Regions from separate parts of the Homo sapiens genome. Here region 2 is linked to region 1. A link is an interaction called in ENCODE POLR2A ChIA-PET data of the cell type or tissue named here. Cell type or tissue: PC-3. All regions are shown on one strand.

What was found. ChIA-PET counts read pairs that join two places held together with the same protein. Peaks named below come from ENCODE experiments on the same cell type or tissue, not always from the same donor. Only the 100,000 strongest peaks of a DNase experiment are listed, where the experiment ranks them.
Region 2: POLR2A ChIA-PET joins it to region 1 with 9 read pairs; 2 of 35 experiments call an interaction of 5 or more read pairs at or near these places.

Annotation. Positions count from the first base shown.
Region 1 is chr18:12,535,431-12,543,430 of GRCh38, reverse strand. SPIRE1 (spire type actin nucleation factor 1) reads left to right here. Exons shown (of 17, transcript NM_001128626.2): 4 at 7,830-7,955. Among named protein-coding and RNA genes, the nearest start is that of SPIRE1, 120 kb to the left of the region's middle. RefSeq lists a silencer at 3,293-3,472. In PC-3, a CTCF peak has its summit at 3,406 (motif pointing left); a DNase peak (open chromatin) is centred at 3,360; H3K4me3 peaks cover 204 bases; H3K27ac peaks cover 791 bases.
Region 2 is chr18:12,444,512-12,452,511 of GRCh38, reverse strand. It overlaps SPIRE1 (spire type actin nucleation factor 1), which reads left to right. Exons shown (of 17, transcript NM_001128626.2): 15 at 1-27; 16 at 121-257; 17 at 2,616-6,000. The coding sequence ends at 2,874. LOC105371998 (a long non-coding RNA gene) reads right to left here. Exons shown (of 6, transcript NR_136514.1): 6 at 4,714-4,968. It also overlaps the pseudogene HMGB3P28. Among named protein-coding and RNA genes, the nearest start is that of PRELID3A, 41 kb to the right of the region's middle. In PC-3, no CTCF peak of the experiment used is centred here; no DNase peak of the experiment used is centred here.

The DNA.
Region 1 (8,000 bases):
GTCTCAACAATAAAGGTAAAATATCAGCTAGGCATGGTGGATCACTTGAGCCCAGGAGGTTGAGGCTGCAGTGGGCAGTAATGGTGCCGTTGCACTCAAGCCTGGGTGACACAGTGAGATCTTTTTTTGTTTTGTTTCTTTAAGAAAAGGTAAAATATCTTATCTGACAAACACAGAAAATTTGTCACCAGCAGACCTTGACTAAAGGCAATACCAAAGAGTATACATCAGGCAGAAGGCAGTCCATGTCTGGTAGAAACTAGGAGATGCAGAATATTTGAAGAGCAAAGAAAAATAAACATGGGCCAGACATGGTGGCTCACGCCTGTAATCCCAGCACTTTGGGAGGCCGAGACGGGCGGATCATTTGAGGTCAGGAGTTCACGACCAGCCTGGCCAACATAGTGAAACCCCATCTCTACTAAAAATACAAAAAATTAGCTGGGCATGGTGGTGCATGCCTGAAATCCCAGCTACTTGTGAGGCTAAGGCAGGAGAATGGCTTGAACCTGGGAGGCGGAGGTTGCAGTAAGCCAAGATTGTGCCCCTGCACTCCAGCCTGGGCGATGGAGCAAGACTCCACCTCAAAAAAAGAAAAATAAACATGAAAATAAATCTAAATGAATATTAACAGCAAAAAATAATAATGTCTTACATGATTTAGAATATATTTAGAATTAAAATGTATAACAGTAGCGTGGAGTTAGTGTTCTAAGACCTTGGCATTGGGAAGAGGTTAAAGCACTAATTTATTAGTGCTAACCTTTATTAGGAAAGCCACTAAAGCCTAACCTTTATTAGAAAAGCCACTAAAAATAAATAAAAGAATTTGTAAATATCAGGCCAATAGGGAAGGGGGCAGGTGGAGCTAAGAAAATTACTGGTAATCCAAAAGAAGAGATGGAAAGAATTGAAAAGGAATATAGAACAGATGGGAAAACAAATAGAAGATGGTAATTTGATACTGAAATATATTGGTAATTACATTAAATGTAAATGGTCTAAATTTATACTGCTCAATACAGTAGTTACTAGCCACATGTGACTATTAATCACTTGAAATGTGGTTAGTCTAAATTGACGTGGACTGAAAGTACAAAATCTATACTGGATTCCAAACACTTAGTACCAAAAAAAGAATGTAAAATGCCTTGTTGGCTGCGTGCGGTGGCTCATGCCTGTAATCCCAGCACTTTGGGAGGCTGAGGTGGGCAGATCATTTGAGGTCAGGAGTTCGAGACCTGACTACCATGGTGAAACCCCGTCTCTACTAAAAAGACAAAAAAGTTAGCCAGGCATGGTGCTGCATGCCTGTAATCCCAGCTACTCGGGAGGCTGGGGCAGGAGAATCACTTGAACCCGGGAAGCAGAGGTTGCAGTGAGCCGAGATCATGCCAGTGCACTCCAGCCTGGGCAGCAGAGCGAGACTCCATCTCAAAAGAAAAAAAAAAAGCCTCATTAATAATTTTTGTATTGGCTATAATTTGAAGTATTACAATAATATATATTATTGTATTGGGTTAACTAAAATATATTATCAAAGTTAATTTCACTTGTTTCTTTTTATTTTTTTTTGATGTGGCTACTAGAAAATTTAAAACTACATACATGGCTCACACTGTATTTCTGTGGATTGTACTAGCCTAAAATACTCTAATTTTTAAAAGACACAGATTTTTAGACTGCATTAAAAATACAAAATCCAATCATACATTGTTTACTGAGTAGACACTATAAATAGGACATAGAAAGCTTGAGTAAAAGAATGGAAAAATATAACATTCTAACCAAAAGAAAAGTATCACAGACATTATTTTAATATAAAATGGACCTAAAGGCAAAAAGCATTACTAGAGATAAAAAAGGATGCTTACTGATAAAAAGTTCAATTTACTAAGGAGAAATAGCATTCATAAATTTATGTGCACCTAGTAACATAGCCTGTAACAGTAGCATTGAACAACATTCAAACAAATACAACTAAAAGGGGAAGTAGACAAATGTACAACCATAGAGGGAGGTTTAAAATACCTCTCTTAGTATCAGTACAAATATAGAATATTTGGATAATGAGAATAACAAACCTGACTTAATAGGACATGCCACCCACCCACTGCAGAGTACACATTCTTTTCAGGTATACATGGAACAATTAAAAATTTCTCCGTATTCCAGGCCTTAAAGCAAGTCTTAACAAATTTCAAAGGGTTATAATTACATAGGAAATGTTCTGTTACCATGGTGGAATTAAGCCAGATATGAATAACAAAAAGATTTTATTATTTCCACATATACTTGGAAATTAAGAAACTACTTTTAAATGCCCCAAGAGTCAAAGAAGAAATCACAGTGGAAATAAACTGAATAATAACAAATGCGTGACCTATCAAAGTTTGTGGTATGCAGACCAGGCTTGGTGGCTCACACCTATAATCCCAGCACTTTGGGAGGCCAAGGCAGGTAGATCGCTTGAGGCTGAGAGCAAATATGCTGCACAAAGGGGTGATTCACACCCCAGGCAGGACAGTGCAGGATGGTGTGAGATTTCACCATGCAACTCAGCACAGCATATAATTTAAAGCTTAGGATTTATTTATTTCTGGAATTTTCCATTTAATATCTTTGGATGCAGTTGACCATAGATAACTGAAGCCATGGAAAGTGAAACTGTGGATAAGGAGGAACTACTGTAATTTAAATCCTAACAATTGCTAAGAAGAAAATGCAGAATGCAGTGATTAAAAAGTAACAGAGAGGCCAGGTGCAGTGGCTCACGCCTGTAATCCCAGCATTTTGAGAGGCCGAGGTGGACAGATCACCTGAGATCAGGAGTTTGAGACCAGCCTGGTCAACATGGTGAAACTCCGTCTCTACTAAAAATACAAAAAATAGCCGGGCATAGTGGTGCAAGCCTGTAATCCCAGCTACTTGGGAGGCTGAGGCAGGAGAATCGCTTGAACCTGGGAGGCGGAGGTTGCAGTGAGCCAAGATCGCAACACTTCGCTCCAGTCTGGGCAACAAGAGTGAAACCCCATTTCAAAAAAAAAGTAACAGAGAAATTAGAGGGGGGTAGTTCATCTAGAAAGGACAAACAGGGAAGACGTTCTGAGCAGGTGACATTGAAATCAACACCTGGAGGAGTGAGGAATCAGCAAAAAGATTGGTGTGTTTTAAAGAAACAAGTCTAGGATTACCAAAACAAAGTGGAAGGAAAAGCCACAAATGGGATTTGAGAGGTAGGTGTGAGCTAGATGACGAAGGACTTGAGGAACACTGAAGAGTTTGGGTTTTAAGTTCAGTGGGAGCCACTGGCCCTCCCATGCCTGGGACACTCTTTCCTTAGGTCTGTGCATGGCTCACTCCAATCTTCATTGATCTCTCTGCTCTGGTGCCACCTACTGACCACTCTTTCCACATTATTGCCCCTCCCCACCACTGGCCTCATTTTCTACCTCTCATCTGCTTTCTTTTTCTTTTTCTTTCTTTTCTTTTTTTTTTTTTTTTAAGACAGAGTCTCTCTCTGTTGCCCAGGCTGGAGTGCAGTGGCGTGATCTCGGCTCACTGCAGCCTCCACCTCCCGGGTTCAAGCAATTCTCCTGCCTCAGCCTCCCAAGTAGCTGAGGCACTTGGTGCACTCGCCACCATGTCCAGCTAATTTTTGTATTTTTAGTAGAGACGGGGTTTCACTATGTTGGTCAGGCTGGTCTCAAACTCCTGACCTCAGGTGATCCACCTCAGCCTCCCAAAGTGCTGAGATTACAGGTGTGAGCCACCACACTTGGCCTATTTTTCTTAATAGTAGCTGTTATTCCCAACGTGTGTGTGTGTGTGTGTGTGTGTGTGCGTGTGTGTGTATGTGTATGTTTAAGGGTCTGAGATACCCATTACTATTTTTGAGAGGAACGGGATGTTGACTTGTTCAATACTGTATTAGTCCTTTTTCATACTGCTGATAAAGACATAACCTAAAACTGGGAAGAAAAATAGGTTTAATGGACTCACAGTTCCACGTGGCTAAGGAGGCCTCACAATCATGGCGGAAGTCAAGGAGGAGCAAGTCATGTCTTACATCGCTGGCAGCAGGCCAAAAAAGAGCTTGTGCAGGGAAACTCCTCCTTATAAAACCATCAGATCTCATGAGACTTACTCACTGTCATGAGAACAGCAAGGGGAAGACCTGCCCCCATGATTCAGTTACCTCCCACCAGGTCCCTCCCACAACACATGGGAATTCAAGATGAGATTTGGGTGGGGACACAGCCAAACCATATCAAATACTGTGTTTCTTTCTGCCACAGTGCCTGGTACGTAGTTGGCATTTGGTGAATATTGTTTGAATGAATGATTGGATGCTTTTAAGCAGGGGATGAACATAATCCAAATTATATTTATAAAAGATTTTGCCTGTCAGGTGAAGAAGAACCATGTAGACTAGTGAGAGAGGAAGTTAGGAGTCCTCTAATGAAAGAAAATGGTAGCTGTGACCATGATGATGGTGGAGGAGATGGAGAAAAGTAGAGAACTGTCAGGTGGTATATTTTGAAGGTAGAAACAACAAGACTTACTGATGGATTGGATATGAGTGGTATGGGAATAAAGAATAATCAAGGATGACTCTCAGCTGGGCATGGTGCCACACACCTGTAATCCCAGCTATTCAGGAGGCTGAGGCAGGATCATTGCCTGAGCCCAAGAGTTCAAGACCAGCTTGGGCAACATAGCAAGACCCTATATTAAGGGGGGAAAAAAGGATGACTCTCAGAGTTGTTTGAGCTGTCTTTGTGACTTCTGAGTGGAAATGCTAAGTACATAGCCATAAGTGGTTAACATAAAGGGCTGGCCTGGAATAGGGGTTGAGGAGTTACCAGCCTATAGGTGGCATTTAAAGCCATTAGACTAGACAAGGGCAGCTACAGTAAGCAGAGGATACCCAAAGATCCAAGACTGCTCCCTCAAAAACCTCAGTATTTCAGTTTAATTTAGAAGTTTATATGTAGAGCAAAGAGGAGAGACAGATTTATATAAGAGGTTACATAAACCAGTCCTCTCTTTTTAGAGATAAATGGAAACCCAGCAATGTTAAATAACTTGTCCAAGGTCATATAACCTAATTTTGTCCCCCTAACCCCTGATGTCTCTTTTTTTGGAACTATAAAAATGATTTTGTTGCATGCTTACTGTATACCATGCTCTATGCTTTAAGTACTTTAAGAACATTATTCCCTTTAATATAAAGGGAATTACATTTATTTTAGAGTAGAATGGAAAAGAACTTGGGCTCCAGAGAGACTACCTGGTTTCGGTTCCATTTATGCCATTGACTAGCTGTGTATCCTTGGGCAAATTACTTACGTGGTCTAAATCTCAGTTTCCTGATCTCTAAATTGGGTTGTTGCAAGGGGCCCCTTGCAATTCCATATGAATTTTAGGATCAGTCTTTCTATTTCTTAAAGAAAGGCTGTTGGGATTTTGTTAGGGATTGCATTCAATCTGTTCATCACTTTGGGTAATGTTGTTGCCTTAACTATATTGTCTTCCAATGTATGAGTACAAGATGTCTTTCTGTTTATTTAGGTCTTCTTTAATTTCTTTTACAATATTTTGTACTCTTCAGTGTATAAGTCTTACACCTCCTTGGTTAAATTTATTTCTTAGCATTTTTGATGCAATTGTAAATGGAGTGATTTTCTTGACCTCATTATCCAATTGTTCTCTGGCCATGTGTAGAAATACAACTGATTTTGTTTGTTAATCATGTATTCTGCAACTGCTGAAATTGCTTATGAACTCTAGTAGTATTCCTTTAGATTTTTTATGTGTAAGATTGTCATATGCATTTAAAAAAACATTTTTTAGACCTAGCTATTACCTTTACACCAGTGTTTTTAAAGTTGCAGTTTACAACCAGTGAATGGGTTGTGAATTCAATTGAATGTGCAAGTTTTGTTTTGTGAAGCTTTTGTATGTATAATAGGCACATATGCATGTGTTTGTGTATAATATGTGAATATATATAAATTTATTTCTTACTGTGGATAGCAGTTGAAAACTTTGAAACCCAGTGGCTTTATGCCATTTCTTTATGTGACTGGAATGTAAGATTAGGGTTAAGTTACATAAGGTAAAGCCTCAGTTGTTGTCTTTCATTACCTTGAATGACAATTCGGTATTGCAAGATGTTTTCTAAATATAAAAATAATTGAGCACAAAATATACTCTCTGTTTACTAGTGGCTCTGTGAGTAATAAACTTGTGAGATTTCTGCTTTTAATGCTTCTGGATAAAGCAGCTTTTAGCTTTTTTTGCTACTGTGAAGAAGGTTTCCTATTCAAACTAGAGATATTTTCTTGAGAATGTATTTTGTAAAAGCTAGTGATCTATTAGATTGTGTAAGATGGTTACTATACGTGAAAACAGAAAGCCACATTATTAAGGCTATTACAAACTACAAAGATGTCATTTATTCTTTAATTGATAGAAATTATTAAAATAAGATGCGTATTTTTAGTTATTGTATTAGTGTCAAGTTTACTGACTAGTAAGAAATTAAGAGAACTTACAGCTTGTTAGTGCAAATGAAGTACTTTAAAATGTAATGATTGTACGTGGATACAAAATTATTTTATAGAAAGATAAAATTATTCCTGTGTATGGGACTCTTAATAGGATGTCTTTCCAATCTGATAAATTAAATGGTGTTTGATTTTTCTGAATTGCTTTGCATGATACTAAGTTGCACCTTTTACCCACAAGTAGTTGGGTGGGGATTATGGACTATGTATGGTAAAGGACATTAGGGCTGTAGGCAGCACCTGTGGCCTTACATTGCCCTCTGCCCTCTTTCCTCCACTCCCCATCTACTGATGAGGCAGCTTCCCTGAGGTCCATATGTTTTCCTGACATTCTTTTTTTTTTTTTTACTACGTTACAAAATTCGACATGTATTGGAATGAGCCTGGCTTCAGAACCCAGTAAGGACTGACTGTGTTTGACTTCTCCTTCTCCCTCTTGGTAACCATGTGACTATGGACAGACAAGTCATGTGACTCCTCTTAGCCTCAGTTTCTTTTTCCATTAAAATGAGGATAATTCAGCAGTACATTGAAGAGTAAATGGTATTATGTTGTATATACGACATGTCAGATATTGTAGCTGGCATGATAATTGCTTAATAAATGGTAGCTGTTAAAAAACTGGATCCGTCATCAGTATACAATAAACGGTGGTTCTCTTTCTGTTCCCAACCAAAACTTTTACATATGTCCTATCATTTTCAAATAGAAGCTAATTCTAGTAAGCTCATCTGTGCTGTTGGGTCTCTGTTAGTTAGTGGACCACTTTTCCCGTATAATTATGTAGACCTTACTGATGGTCTTGTGGTACATTAAGCCCTGGATGATGGGAATTGCCTGGCTGTCTGATATGAAAATACAGATATGGGGGTGTGTCTGTTTTTTTGGTTTTTATTGTTATTTTTAGATGAAGTCTCACTCTGTCACCCATGCTAGAGTACAGTGGCATGATCTCCACTCACTGCAACCTCCGCCTCCCAGGTTCAAGCGATTGTCCTGCCTCAGCTTCCTGAGTAGCTGGGATTACAGGTGTGTGCCACCACGCCCAACTAATTTTTGTATTTTTAGTAGAGACAGGGTTTCACCATGTTGGTCAGGCTGGTCTTGAACTCTCGACCTCATGATCTGCCTGCGTTGGCCTCCCAAAGTGCTGGGATTACAGGCGTGAACCACTGCACTCTGCTCGTGTCTGTTTTTAAGTACAAAAAAAACCCAAATAGTAACCAAGCACCATTATTTTATTTTCCCCTTCTATAGTTGTGTGCTGCTCATCTCCCTACTGAATCAGATGCACCAAATCATTATCAGGCAGTATGTCGTGCACTGTTTGCAGAAACAATGGAGCTCCATACATTTCTGACCAAAATTAAGAGTGCGAAAGAGGTGAGTACTACTGCTTTGATATTTATTGGCATTGTTTGATTGGCA
Region 2 (8,000 bases), 91 kb after region 1:
CCGGTGTGCTCACAGTGTTGCAAAAAGGTAAGCTAAGCTTGGTTCATTTATACTTGTGTTCCTTTTAGTGACTGCCTCTTTAACGGTACTGCTCATTGCCAGTTTTATTTGGGATAATAGATGCGGCTGCCCTCCAAACCATACTCCACTCTTCCTATCTTTTCATTGGGACCTTCTGCTCTGCAAAGAGGGGAAAGTAGTATGAGGTCAGAAAAACCCTCCACTGCCCATCATCGGCCACTTCGGAGCATTGCCAGGTGAGCAAGGGGCCTGGGTTGTCAAACCATCCTTTGCAGAAGAAGAGTTCTACTCTTGAGGACTGTGGTAGAGTGTTAGGGTTTTGGCTCGAGGGGTTTTTATTGGTTTGTTGGTTGGTTTTAATACAGTTTTACACACAAATCTCCAAAACTTCCCCAAAGGTAACTTTTCAAGGAATAATGGCTAGCTACTTGAAAGATACTTTCATCACAGAGTTTATATTTTTTTCTACTTTAGAAATAACTGTTTTACTGTGTCCTGTAAGAGTCATCTTTAAAACTGACCTTGTTTTCAATGGAGTTGAAAATTGGAATGTAACAGTCTCATCCTTTCCTCCTTGTCTAGTTTTGAAAGGAATCTGTTTAATCCTGTTTACAATGTTCTGCCATAGCTTTGACTGACTTTACTATTATTGTAAAGGCAGAAATAAAGCTTTATGCCAAGAGCTAATAATTTAAAAGAAAAAACATCACCTCAGTATCAGTCCCTTTGCATTTAGTGCAGGGTAAGTTTAGTGTTGGGCCTTAAGAAAGATGGAAGGAGGTAGGCCAGCTCAAGCCTCAAGCTGGCAGGGCCGAGAGGCTGGGCTTTGATCTACCAACCACATGTCCTGGCTCTGTGGACAGCGAGGCGAGGAAGCTGTGAGCCCAGCATGAACCTTGTGCCTGAAACGTCTGCCTCTGTGCTTGGGCTGCCTCCTCTGAGACCTCTGGGTGTGAATTTTCAGTGAGCTCAAGGCAGTGCACATAACAGCTGCTACAGTTTTCCATACTTAACTCTGAACATACTATAGACTACCCATTTATATCCTGTTTGGTTTAGTTAAAATAGTAAATAAGTAGATGATTCCTGGTTATCTCAGACATTCCTGGAAATATTTACTATGATGTTGGTCTGGTTATCTCCAGCTCCTTGGAATCCCAATAAATAATCGCACAAATACAGGGAATTGTTGGGGAGGGAGAAGCTTGTTTGATAAATACATAAATGATGAGAAAACTAGTCAAAATTTAGTTTTTAGGATGTGTCATGGGATTAAGATAAATTTACTTGAATTTCCCGTAGTCTGACCTGCCATCTACAGTTAGCTAATGTTCATTGGGAATCAGATGAATACCCTATTTTTCAAGAATTCTAGAAGGGTGGTTAAGAGTTTTTAGTATTATTTCTTTTTTTTTTTTCAAATGGACAGTCTCTTATTCATCCTCCTCCTCCTCCTCCTCCTCCCCTCCTTCTTCCTTTTCATCTTGTTCATCTTCATCTTCCTCTTCCACCTTTTTCTGGGCAACTTTAGCAGGACCCTTTTCTCCATCAAACTTTCCTTTCAACTTATAGTCAGAAACATCCTTCTCATACTTTTCCTTCAGCTTTGCCGCCTTAGTGGTGTAAGGCTGCTTTTCACTGTCATTTAAGTTATTCCGCATCTCACCCAGCTTTTTTGCCATGTCTCCAATAGAGATGCCAGGGTTTATGAATTTGATCTTGGGGTGGAATTCTGAACAGAGCAGGAAGAATCCAGACGGTGGCTTTTTCGGGGCATTAGGATCCTTCTTCTTGCCTCCCTTAGCTGGTCCATAATCCTTCATTTCCCAGTGGTAGTGTACTTTATCCACCTTTGCCATTTCATCAAATTTAGACTTCTCTTTCCCAGACATTGTCTTCCACCTCTCAGAGCACTTCTTGGAAAATTCTGCAAAATTGACAGAGACCGCTGGGCTCTTCTTCTTATGTTCTTCTCTGCACGTCTGCACAAAAAGGCATAAGCAGACATCTTGCCCTTTGGTTTCTTGGGGTCACCTTTAGCCATCCTGACTGTATTGTTCGATAGTCTGGGCAGTGCCTGTCTTAATAAGACATGTTTTCTGCTTTCTTTCCTTTTCTTTTTTTGTTTTTTGAGACAGAGTTTCGCTTTTGTCACCCTGGCTAGAGTGCAGTGGTGCCATCTCAGCTCACTGCAACCTTCACCTCCCGGGTTCAAGCGATTCTCCCGCCTCAGCCTCCAGAGAAGTGGGGATTACAGGGGCCCACCACCATGCCTGGCTATTTTTTTTTTTTTTTTTTAGTAGAGACTGGGTTTCGCCAAACTCCTGACCTCAGGTGATCTGCCTGCCTCAGCCTCCCAAAGTGCTGGGATTACAGGCGTGAGCCACCGCACTAGGCCTCCTACTTTCTTTTCTAAGTAATATTTTTTAGCCTTGTCACCAATAAGAAATTTTTTTAGAAGGACATATGATTAAATCACTCATCCATTCCATGATGTTTTGACAACAAATTTACTTTTTTTTATACATATTTTCTTAATATTGCAGCAGACCTATAAGTAACAATGCTGGGCTTCTGTTTTGTTTTCACCCCAGGTTCTCCTCAAAATCTAAGTCTATGGACAAATCAGATGAAGAACTCCAGTTTCCCAAAGAGTTGATGGAGGACTGGAGCACCATGGAGGTGTGTGTGGACTGCAAGAAGTTCATTTCGGAAATCATCAGTTCAAGCCGGCGCAGTCTGGTGTTGGCCAACAAAAGGGCCCGATTGAAAAGGAAAACGCAGTCTTTCTACATGTCCTCGCCAGGCCCCTCGGAGTACTGCCCTTCAGAGAGGACGATCAGTGAGATCTGAGCCTCGTGCCTTTCAGCTGCTTTTGTGCTACGAGTCAGCGTCCGTGCGCGAGGACACTGAGCCGGGCTGGCTCTCCTTTCTGTGGTTTTATTTAATGGGCTTGAATTTGCATTAGATCAGATTTTTGCCGCATCACATTGTTCCACAGACTGAATGCTGTGTTCGTATCGATTGATGAAACGTGACAGGTCCGCCAATTGCTCGTTTGCACTGAGAGAGGACAACAGTTTGAAACTTACTTTTGTGTGTGTGTGGCTTTGGAAGCCAGTAGCTACTTCCTTAGTTCAGTTCTTTACTGTTCCTCGAATAATCTCCTGACTAAGGCAAAAAAAAAAAGCTTCTCCTACGAGAATCAGTCTAACAGAGATGCCGATGTCAGCACAGCCCTAAGCAGTAAGTCATATTGGCATTTCCACGTGACTGTGTTTCTATCCCGTGTACAGAGAGATCCAGAGCCCTACACTCCACGACCTGGGGGCTCACAGCACAGAACCTAGAAGCACCTGCTGACACTCTTCAACTGATTTTTAAATGTTGTTGCTTGGAGATAAAAATTACATAAGGGACTTTTTGCCTGCATTCTAGTGCAAAACATCTGAAGAGCTGTACACCCACAAGGGTGACTATTTCCCCTGAGTGGCCGTGTTGTCCCAGTGCCCTGGTTCAGTGTCTCCTGAGTGGATGACAGGTCTTCATTCTCTATCTTGAATGTATTATGGTTACTAATAGTTTTATAATGGAGGTCTAAGAATTAAAGTTGTGTGGGAGTTTCAGGACAAAGGAAGGCTAAAAGTTTGTCAAGACGTTGAGCGTATTTTGGTTACCTATGAGAAGGGTTGTGACAGTGTACAGTGGCAGCTGTTGGCCACGCTGCAGAAATGAGCTGGAGCTCATGGGTTTTCAGCTACATTTTTCATAACTTTGTAGTACATCCATCTTGAGTAAATTAAGCCACAATTTGGTACCTAGGGTCTCAAACTAAAATTTATTTTTATAAATGAATTTTAAAAGAAAAAATATCTACTTCTTTTAAAGTTAGAAGAAAATTAACCTGCTGACAGGCAACATTTTTGGGGTGCTTTCTGCACTAGTTTTCCTTGTAAATGATTTGAGTGAGTAGGTTTGGTTTCTGACGAAAGTAGACTGGAGGGTAGCATTGTATGCCTCAAATGTCTCAGTGTGTTTGGCTCATACGTGGGCTATACTGTATTATTTTGGTATGCTTACAAATGACTAACCAATCAAATTGTCATTAATGTTTGGAAAATCTGTTAATGCACATGCACAATAATTTCCTGAAAGCCATAGGACATGTCTGTAGTCAGCACCACGATAGCACCGTTTCATGAAAGGCATGGCGGCTGCATTTCATACCACATCAAAATACAGTAACATTTCTATACTAAATTAACAGTAATACCTCAAAACTGCTCCGGTAGTAGTTTTTAATGGATTGAAATTTACAGTTTAGTAAAAGGCTTAAAATTACTTATACTTATGAAATAAACTTTACCAGTTGACTAAAATAATGCATGTTAACAGTTGGTCTGTATTTGCATGTAAAAGTGGGCCACCAGAGAACCCTTATTGATTACTTAAGTGTTTACATTATTTTAAAGACTCCTGTTTAAGAGCTTTCAGAATTGTACTGGGTGAATCTCATTTATAAAACTTCCTAAGAGACTATCTGAACTCTATACTCCAGACAGTTAGGTGGGAGTATAAATCTACCCCTTTTGATGACCCCAGGCTTGAGTTTTTAAAATGACTACCCAGAAGGGCACAAGGGGGAAGGAAATGGTATTTGTATATGTATATAAATATGCACCTAGGAGAATGTGCTTTTTAAAATAATGACTACTGTTTTTATTAAAACATAAGAAACTACACCCCCAAAATAAGACTTTCATTCACATTCACAAAGCAAACATCTAGTACATGTCTTTCACTTCACTTTATGATAGTGTATTGGATGATTTGGGCATTACGATCACCTCTTACCACAGCACAGAACATACATTCTTCAACAGCATTAACGGAGTTTGCCAAGTGCATTAAAGAGGTCACGTGGAGGGTACGTTCATATGAAACAATCTGCAGAAAGTGGGGTAAGAAAGGGCACATGGCACAGTTAAAGTTGTAGAAATCAAATTACTATCATTTTTTGTTGCCAAAACAAAGTCTTACATTTAACCCCCCTTTCTACCACCCCCCTCCACACTTCACGTCAGCTACATAGTTTCCACAGGGTAATTCACTAAGAGCTTGTGGAGCTTGGTTTTAAAATCCTTAGCCTGGTCTGACTTTAGGCATAGCTTCCAGTTCTTCCTTCCGTGTCCTGGTTTCTTGTTCAGTTTTACTTCTAATCCAACAACAAAAGAAATGTCTGGCTGGTCTCAGCTAGAGTCTGATGTGTCTTAGAGCATGTGTGCGTATCTGAACCATCATCCCTGCTCTCATCTCAGCTCCCTCCAGGCCTGAGCACCGGTTCCTTTTGTCCCATACGTCATGAAGTCACACTATTGGGAAACCTGTGCTTCCCTCTCCATGGCTTAACTCCCTGTCAGTGTCGGAGTGTATAAGAATGCTTGTAAATACTGTAATATATTTATTAATATTTGAAAGGCATTCATTCAGTGGACAGTGGGAATTAACTCTCCCAAGGCAAGTGAAAATGAATGATTGACGTACGTTGATTTAACAATCTTACTAGATTTTAATTCTTAAGGATTTCAAATGAAACCAGAAGGTGGTTATGTAAGAGGCTTAAAATGATCTTATGTTTAAAGAGATTCTGTTATTAGCACCATGAACTCGTACTATGAAATTTTTAAGCCTTTTATTTTTCTAACTATATTACTGTAGGACTGGATATTAGGTGTCATATAGGAAACACAAAAGTTTATTGCTGTTTGCTAAAGCAAAATAGCAGAAAATTTTGTATATGCAAAACTGTTGAAGGACCATAGAGAAATGTGTACTACTGACGGGGCTTTTACTAGGCTTCCTGCGTGTGTAAAAGTCGAGGTATTGCTGGCATTCAGGGTGACATGATGGTACTAAATGTTTTCCATTAAAGTCTTCTATTTTAAAATTTAGAGAAAAATAAAATGGCTTTCCATCAGACTTTCTGTGTTGAGTTGCTATCGTAAGACGGTGATGTCTTTTGGTAATTAGCTGTCAGAAATCACCTCAATTGGGAAGGCAGGGTACTTTTATAAGCAGCCTGTGATCTTTGAAGAAATACAGTCTAGGCCGGGCATGGTGGTTCACGCCTGTAATCCCAGCACTTTGGGAGGCTGAGGCAGACGGATCACCTGAGGTCAGGAGTTCAAGCGATTCTCGTGCCTCAGCCTCCCAAGTACCTGGGATTACAAGTGCCCGCCACCATGCCCAGCTAATTTTTGTATTTTTGTACATGGTGGCCAACATAGTGAAACCCCATCTCTACTAAAAATACAGAAATTAGCCAGGCGTGGTGGTGTGCTCCTGTAATCCCAGCTACTGGGGAGGCAAGGCACAAGAATCGCTTGAACCCGGCAGGTGGAGATTGCAGTGAGCTGAGATTGTGCCACTGTACTCCAGCCTGGGTGACAGAGCAAGACTCCGCCTCAAAAAAAAAAAAAAAAGAAAAAGAAAAACAGTCTACAAGGACCGCACTGGAAAAATTAACATGTTGTCACAAGTGATAAGCAGCCATGAGTAGGAGAGTAAAATTACATAAAGAGTACATAACATTTTATTATGTGTCACAAATATGGAGACAAATCCTGTGGGAGATGGATGAAGCTTTCTTTCACAGCTTCCTGGAGGCGTAATTGATAAAGCAGAAAAGCCTGCACAGCTCAATAAGCAATAAGTCATATTGGCATTCCCACGTGACCATGTTTCTATCCCGTGTACAGAGACATCCAGAGCCCTACACGCCAGGACCTGGGGGCTCACCACACAGAACCTAGAAGCACCTGCTGACACTCTCCAACTGATTTTTAAATTATTGTTGCTTGGAAATTAAAAATACATAAGGGACTTTATGCCTGCATTCTAATGCAAAACATCTGAAGAGCTGTACACCCACAAGGGTGACTGTTTCCCCAGCCATGCACAGACGTGTCCCACCCCATCATGTGTGGCTTCGTGGCGCTTCACAGGTGCGCTGCATTTTTACAGTTTGTGGCAGCCCTGCAGCAGGCAAGTCAGTCGGCAGCATTTTTCCAACAGCTTGTGCGTACTTTGTGTGTCTGCATCACATTTTGGTAGCTCTCCCAACATTTCAAGCTTTTTCATTATTACTCTCTCTTTTATGGTGATCTGTGATCTTTGATGTTACTGTTGTAATTGTTTTGGGGAGCCATGACCTGTGCCCATATAAGATGGCAAACTTAATTGATAAATGTTGTGTGTGTTCTGACTGTTCCCCCGTCTCTCTTCCCCTCTCCTCAGGCTCCCCGTTCCCTGAGATACAATATTGAAATGAGGCCAAAAGCCCTACAGTACAGTGGCTTCTAAGTGTTAAGTGAAAGAAAAAGTCGAAAGTCTCTCGCTTTAAATCAAAAGCTAGAAATGATTATGCTTAGTGAAGCAGGCATTCAAAAGCTGAGATAGGCCCAAAGCTAGGCCTCTTGCACCAAACAGCCAAGCTGTGAATGCAAAGAAAAAGTTATTGAAGGAAATTACAAGTGTTACTCCATTGAACACTAATGATAAGAAAGCAAGCTGTGTGTGGTGCATGCCTGTAGTCCTAGCTCCTCAGGAGGCTGATGCAGGAGGATCGCTAGAGCCCAGGAGTTTGAGGCTGCAGTGAGCTATGATCACACCACTGGATTCTGTTCTGGGTGACAGAGAGAGACTCCATTTCTTTAAAAAAAAAAAAAGAAAGCAAAACAGCCTTATTTCCTGATATGGAGAATGTTTGAGTGGTCTGGATAAAGATCAAACCAGCCACATTTCCTTAAGCCAAACCTAATCCATAGCAAGGCCTTAACTCATTTCAATTCTTTGAAGGCTGAGAGAGGTAAGGAGGCTGCAGAAGAAAATTTGAAAGCTTGCAGAGGTTGGTTCATGAAGTTTAAGGAAAGAAGCCATCTCCATAACATAAAGTGCAAGGTAAGGCAGCAAGTGCTGAT